Linked DNA regions of Homo sapiens: region 1 is linked to region 2. A link is a loop called in an ENCODE intact Hi-C map of the cell type or tissue named here. Cell type or tissue: GM12878. All regions are shown on one strand. Links, peaks and the distances in the headings refer to the core of each region. The heading gives the core; the rest is flanking DNA. Region 1 has its middle 19 kb from the start of ANKRD28. Region 2 overlaps LOC107986064 (a long non-coding RNA gene).

Region 1 (2,927 bases), core at 163-2,662, 150 kb before region 2:
AAAAGTTAATGTCTTCCCTGAGTCATGTATTTTAAACAAAGGTTTCAAATAGAAGAGGCTTTACAGGTTTTCATAATTATGTTTTAATCTTGTTATATTAATAGTCAAGCTCAAAACAATATCACGAGCGTATTTCTGACTGATTGAAAACCGCCTTCTGTTACTATGGCATTTACCAAATCAAACTGCCTCAAAAACTATGTGGCTCTTGATGCTTATCAGGCAACATGTAATTGCAATGATTTTCATTGTATTAACTAAAATTTACATATCTTATAGAAAAATTAAATTTTCTTACTTTAACCAAATCCACCTAGCCTAGCCTCCTACCTCCACAAATATTTACTCAATAATTGTTTGTTAATAACTATTTATATGCTAAATGCACGGAATATAGCAGTAAACACAAGAATAGTTTCAGGTTTCATGAAACTTACACAAAATCTCTCATGTATTTCCTTTTCCCTGATTTGTAATATGGGGTTATTAAGACCAGCTTAAGTTAACAGCCTAAGGATAAAAAATACTACAGTGTCTCTTCACCTATAATTTACAATTTAAAAAACACTACACAGAAATATTCAAGTAAGAAAGTTTTATTTTTCCTGCTATGACTATGACTGCTTTAAAGTCTTTCTGTTCTATAAAGTTGCTTCAAAAGGAAAAGTGTTTGGTGCCCTTTATTTTACTACACTATTTAACCCACTAGATGCTAACTAACAAACATTTAAGTTACATGAAACTGAAAAATGTATAAGAGCATCTTTTCATATAAAATTATCAAAGTATGTCAATCGTCTCAATTTATATATAGAAGTTATTGCCAAAGTGTCTTATAATCCAAGACACTGAGAGATAGGAAGCTAGGATAATGAGTAAATCCAAACTGAGAGTAAATATGTGCATAGGTTGTGCATAGATTAATCATAGAGTTAAAACACATCTGAAAACCCATCTCTATTAAAAAAGAGGAGGGAGGTAGCCACAGTGGCTCATGCCTGTAATCCCAGCACTTTGGGAGGCCAAAGTGAGAGGATCACTTCAGCTCAGGAGTTGGAGACCAGCCTGGACAACACAGCAAAACCCTGTCTCTGTAAGAAAACAAAACCAAAACCAAAAGAAACCCAAACAAAAGCACACATCTGAATACTGTAAAGGCCCAGTCTTCCACAGAGTGAGCATCGTTTAAGGTAGGGGCTGTGTCTCACTCATTTCATCAGTATGTCCACTCTACGATTTTCCTTAACATGTAACAGTGATGAACAATTTCTCACGCACAAACATTTCACATACTGATGATTTTATCTTGTCAGTAGAAGTACCATGGTTTTTTTTTCCTTGTTATTTTGTTTTTGTCCCAACTAGATAGAAAATTTTATAGGTTATAAACTAACATCGGCAATTTCATATGGTCCAACCTAATATCAATTGCTCACAACATTAAGTTCCTAGAGCTACCGGTAGGCACCATTTCTTATTGCTCTAAGTACTCACCTTCTAATAAGGGAAAAGAGAAATAAAAAGTAAACTACAAAGCAGTGCAATAAGTGCTCTCCTAAAAGTTTGTTGTGTGTATCTGTGACAGAGGGAGACAGACAGACATACAGTTCCTTAGGAATCACAAGATATACCAGTTGATGAATCCTATGAGGAAAACTGGAGGGCAACCTAGTAAATAAAATTAACTAAGATTCCTTTGCTAAGTGATCGCTATACTGAGATTTATATATTTAAATAAATATAAAATTACCAGGAAACCACTAATTTCTTCCTAAGATGAGATACAAGCAAGAATGCCTGCTCTTAATCACTCTTACTTAATATCATATTGAAAGAAAGAGCACTGCCATAAGGGTAGAAGGAATAAGGGATATATAGTTTGGAAGGGAAGAAATAAAAGTGCTTGCATTCACAGACAACATGATTGTCTTTATAGAAGATTCCATGGAATCTATTAAAAAATGCCTAGAATTAATAAGTTTAGCAAAGTCATAGATTACCATTGCTGTTTCTACATACTACCAATGAACAACTGGAAATCAAAACAAAAAGCAGTACCATTTATAATAATACCCCAAAACTCAAAAATACTAAGGTATAAATTCAACAAAATATGTACAGATTATGTATGCTGAAAATCACAAAATACTGATGAAAGACATCAGAGACAACGTAAAGAAAACAGATACAGGAGCTCCCCCGTTATCCACAGAGGATATATGCCACCCCTCCCTCACTCCACGGAAGCCCAAACATCTCAGGTAGTGCTGAACCCTATATATACTATGTTTTGTCCGACACAGGTTGAACATTCTTAATCTGGCAATTCAAAATCTGAAATGCTGTAAACTCTGAAACTTTTTGAGTGCTCATATGACGCCACAAGTGGAAAATTCCACAAATAAGTACTTAACAGAAACTTTGTTTCATGCACAAATTTAAAATAGTTTACAAAATTACCTTTGGGTTACACGTATAAGATGTATATGAAACAAATGAATTTCGTGTTTAGACTTGGGTCCCATCTCCAAGATCTCTCATTACATTTATGCAAATATTCCAAAATCACAAACACATCTAGTCCCAAGCATTTCAGACTAGGAATACTCAACCTGTACATACATACCCTATGATAAAGTTTAACTGATAAATTAGGTAAAATAAGAGATTAGTAACAACTAATAATAAAATAGAACAATTTTAACAACACACTGTAAAATGAAAGTGAGATGAATGTGGTCTCTCACAAGATACTTTAATATTTTTGGACCATAATTGACTGCAGGTGTTTCAAGCTATAGAAACCAAAACAGTGGATAATGGGAAACTACTGTACCATGCTCATGGTTGGGAAGACTCAATATTCTTATAATTTCAATTTTTCCTCATTTAATTTATAGGTGAAAAGTAATCACAGTCAAAATCTC
Region 2 (2,927 bases), core at 130-2,629:
GAGTCAGAATGGCAGACTTTTGACAAAGTTTTGCCATGTTGGCCAGGCTTGTCTCAAAACCCCTGACCTCAAGTGATCCGCTCGCCTTGGCCTCCTGAAGTGCTGGGATTACAGTTGTGAGCCACCGTGCCTGACCCAAATGCCATTTTCTTTCTTTCTTTTTTCCTGAGACAGAGTCTCGCTCTGTCACCAGGCTGGAGTGCTGTGGCGCGATTTCGGCTCTCTGAAACCTCCACCTCCTGGGTTAGAGGAATTCTCCTGCCACAGCCTCCTGAATAGCTGGGACTACAGGTGTACACCACCACGCCCAGCTAATTTTTTGTATTTTTAGTAGAGACGGGGTTTTGCCATGTTGGTCAGGATGGTCTTGATCTCCTGACCTCGTGATCCACCCGCCTGGGCCTCCCAGAGTGCTGGGATTACAGATGTGAGCCACCGCACCCGGCCCCAACTGCCATTTTCAATATAACACTATGCCTCTGCGTTTGATCCATCCATGGTATCGTGTGTAGCAACATCATTTTCACTATGGTAATTATTCAGTGGAGGAACATTCCACAATTTTGTTCTCCCTACATGTAGCATGGTTCCATATTTAGAAAGCTCAAATACAGCTTAAAATTATAAAATGGATTGTGTATGGATATATACATACCTGACAAAACTGCTTAAAACAAGCAAAATCACAATAAAAACCATCTTCAAGATAATGTTTTCTTCATGGAGAGGGAGACTGACACTGAGGAGAGGATGGGAAATGTATCAGTTATCTATAGCTATGTAAAGACCCACCCTAAAATAGTGGCTTAAAACAACCAGTTATTGTTCATGATTCTCTGGGTCAAGACTTCAGGCAAGGCTTGGTGGGGATGGCTTGTCTCTGGCTCACTCATGTGTCTGCGTTCAGCTGGGCTGGTGGGTCCAAGATGGCCTCACCCTCAAGGCTGGGGCCTTGGTGCTGTGTGTCGGCTGGAGTTTCTCAGACTTCCTCCATGTGGCTTCTCTCTTCATGTAGAGTTTCATCTTTTGTTCCATGTTCTTTTCCCTCCAAGAGGTTAGCCTGGAGTTCTTTACAAGGAGAAATCATCCACTAATATTTGTATAACTAAAACTTGATGGCAATTAAAATATATTAACAAAGGTGTGCTCTGTGGTCCAATATTGTTGGGAAATGTTGCATATGGCTTCTCCTTGTGGAGCTTCCACTGCAAACAGAACAGAAAGCTTACTAAAGTCTCTGAGAGGTCTTGCATGGAGCAAAGAAAGACAAAAGGCGAGATGCTACGTCTTTTTTCCAGGGATATATAAAGGAAGGGCTGGGTTAGATAAAGCAAGAAGGCTTTGGCTTGCCTTATGAGAACATCATCATCATCTTAACTCTGCTATTCCTGTACCCATCAGAGTCCCAGTATAACTGCAGGTGGCTCCAATTGCCAAGGCGTCTGAACACTCCTAAAACCTGTAGGAAGTAGCCACTAGGCCAAAGGGTCAACAGTGCTTTTCCAGGAGTCAGGTCATTTATGTTTCTGCCTCTCTCCACCGTCCTGCCAGTGACCTTGTCTTGAATTAGTTCACCTACTTAACTCCTATCTCTTGTTTGCTTTAACCCCCATGAGCTGCTTTGATCAATTACCAGCACGTCCCTGATGCTTGATGACCATAAGTTCCTTGGATTCTTTCCTTTGAAAGTTAGTCCATGTTGGTTGTGACAAATTCAAATAATACCAAAAAGCAAAAGCCTTCCCTTATCTATTTCAATCCCCCAGTCCCACCATTAACAGTTGAGCAGTTCAGTTTCCTTCTAGATGATTTTCCATGTTTATGTAAACACATGTGCATATATATTTGAACAAAATGGGTATCAACATGTTCATATAGTTCTGTAATCTTTTTCATTAATATATCATGCATATTATTACATGTCAGTACATATAGATTGATCTCTTTTTAATAGTGTCAGTGGGTGGACTCACGTCTATAATCCCAACAGTTTTGGAGGCTGAGCGGGGAGGATTGCTTGAATCCAGCAGTAAGTACAAGACCAGCCTGGGAAACATAGTGAGACTCCTTTCTACGAAACCATAACTAAAAAATTAGCTGGGCATGGTGGCACACACCTGTAGTCCCAGTTACTCAGGAGGCTGAAGCAGGAGGATGGCTTGAGCCCAGGAGTTTGAAGCTGCAGTGAGCTGTGATTGTGCCACTGTACTCTAGCCTGAGCAACAGAATGAGTGTCAAAAAAAAAAAAAGTGTCATTACGCCGAAGTATGGGAGTTCCTTTGTTTATTCAGCTCTTTTCCTCCGGATCAATGTTCATGTTGCTCCTTATTATTATTATTATTTTTTTTTTGGCTATTGTAAACAATGTGGCTGTGACCGCCTCCCCACCCACTCCATGTACCTAAATCTTTGTACATTCATGCCAGCTAATGTTCTGAGGAATACGTTTCCAGACGGGCAGTGCTGGATCTTAAGGCATGCCTGGCCTCCTCTCTCTCATTATCCTTTTGACCCTGATATCCTAGAGACTTCTGTTGTTACCTGCCTGCCTGCCCAGATCAGTCTGTGGTTCACTTGTTCCAGGGCTCCCCAGAGAGTCAGTCGCTTATACATGCTCTCTGAAGCTTTGTCCAGGCAGCCTAGGTTGCTCACATCAGTTGACAGCTATGCTCAATTACAGCACTTGTCACATTGTGTTATAATTGTTTTTCTACTTGTCTAACTTCTCCACTAGATTGGAACTTTCCAAAGGCATCATCAGTGTCTGGCACAGGACTTAGCACTCAGACCAAATTCCTTAGCAAATTTTATTGAACTCACACTGTGTGCTAAACACTAGCACTGTGTACATAGAGCTATGGACAAAACCAAATTCCCTGCTTCAGTGGGCAGAGACACACAATCCACAAACAATCATAAATAATTTG

What was found. Peaks named below come from ENCODE experiments on the same cell type or tissue, not always from the same donor. Only the 100,000 strongest peaks of a DNase experiment are listed, where the experiment ranks them.
Region 1: a loop joins it to region 2, with 5 times the contacts of the local background. A loop is called at or near these places in 6 of 110 quality-filtered maps.

What each region holds. Positions count from the first base shown.
Region 1 is chr3:15,815,938-15,818,864 of GRCh38, forward strand. It overlaps a transcript of ANKRD28 not described here. Among named protein-coding and RNA genes, the nearest start is that of ANKRD28, 19 kb to the left of the region's middle. In GM12878, for the core only: no CTCF peak of the experiment used is centred there; no DNase peak of the experiment used is centred there; H3K4me3 peaks cover 758 bases; H3K27ac peaks cover 1,709 bases.
Region 2 is chr3:15,966,223-15,969,149 of GRCh38, forward strand. All of the region lies in intron 8 of LOC107986064 (a long non-coding RNA gene), which reads left to right. Among named protein-coding and RNA genes, the nearest start is that of MIR563, 94 kb to the left of the region's middle. In GM12878, for the core only: no CTCF peak of the experiment used is centred there; no DNase peak of the experiment used is centred there.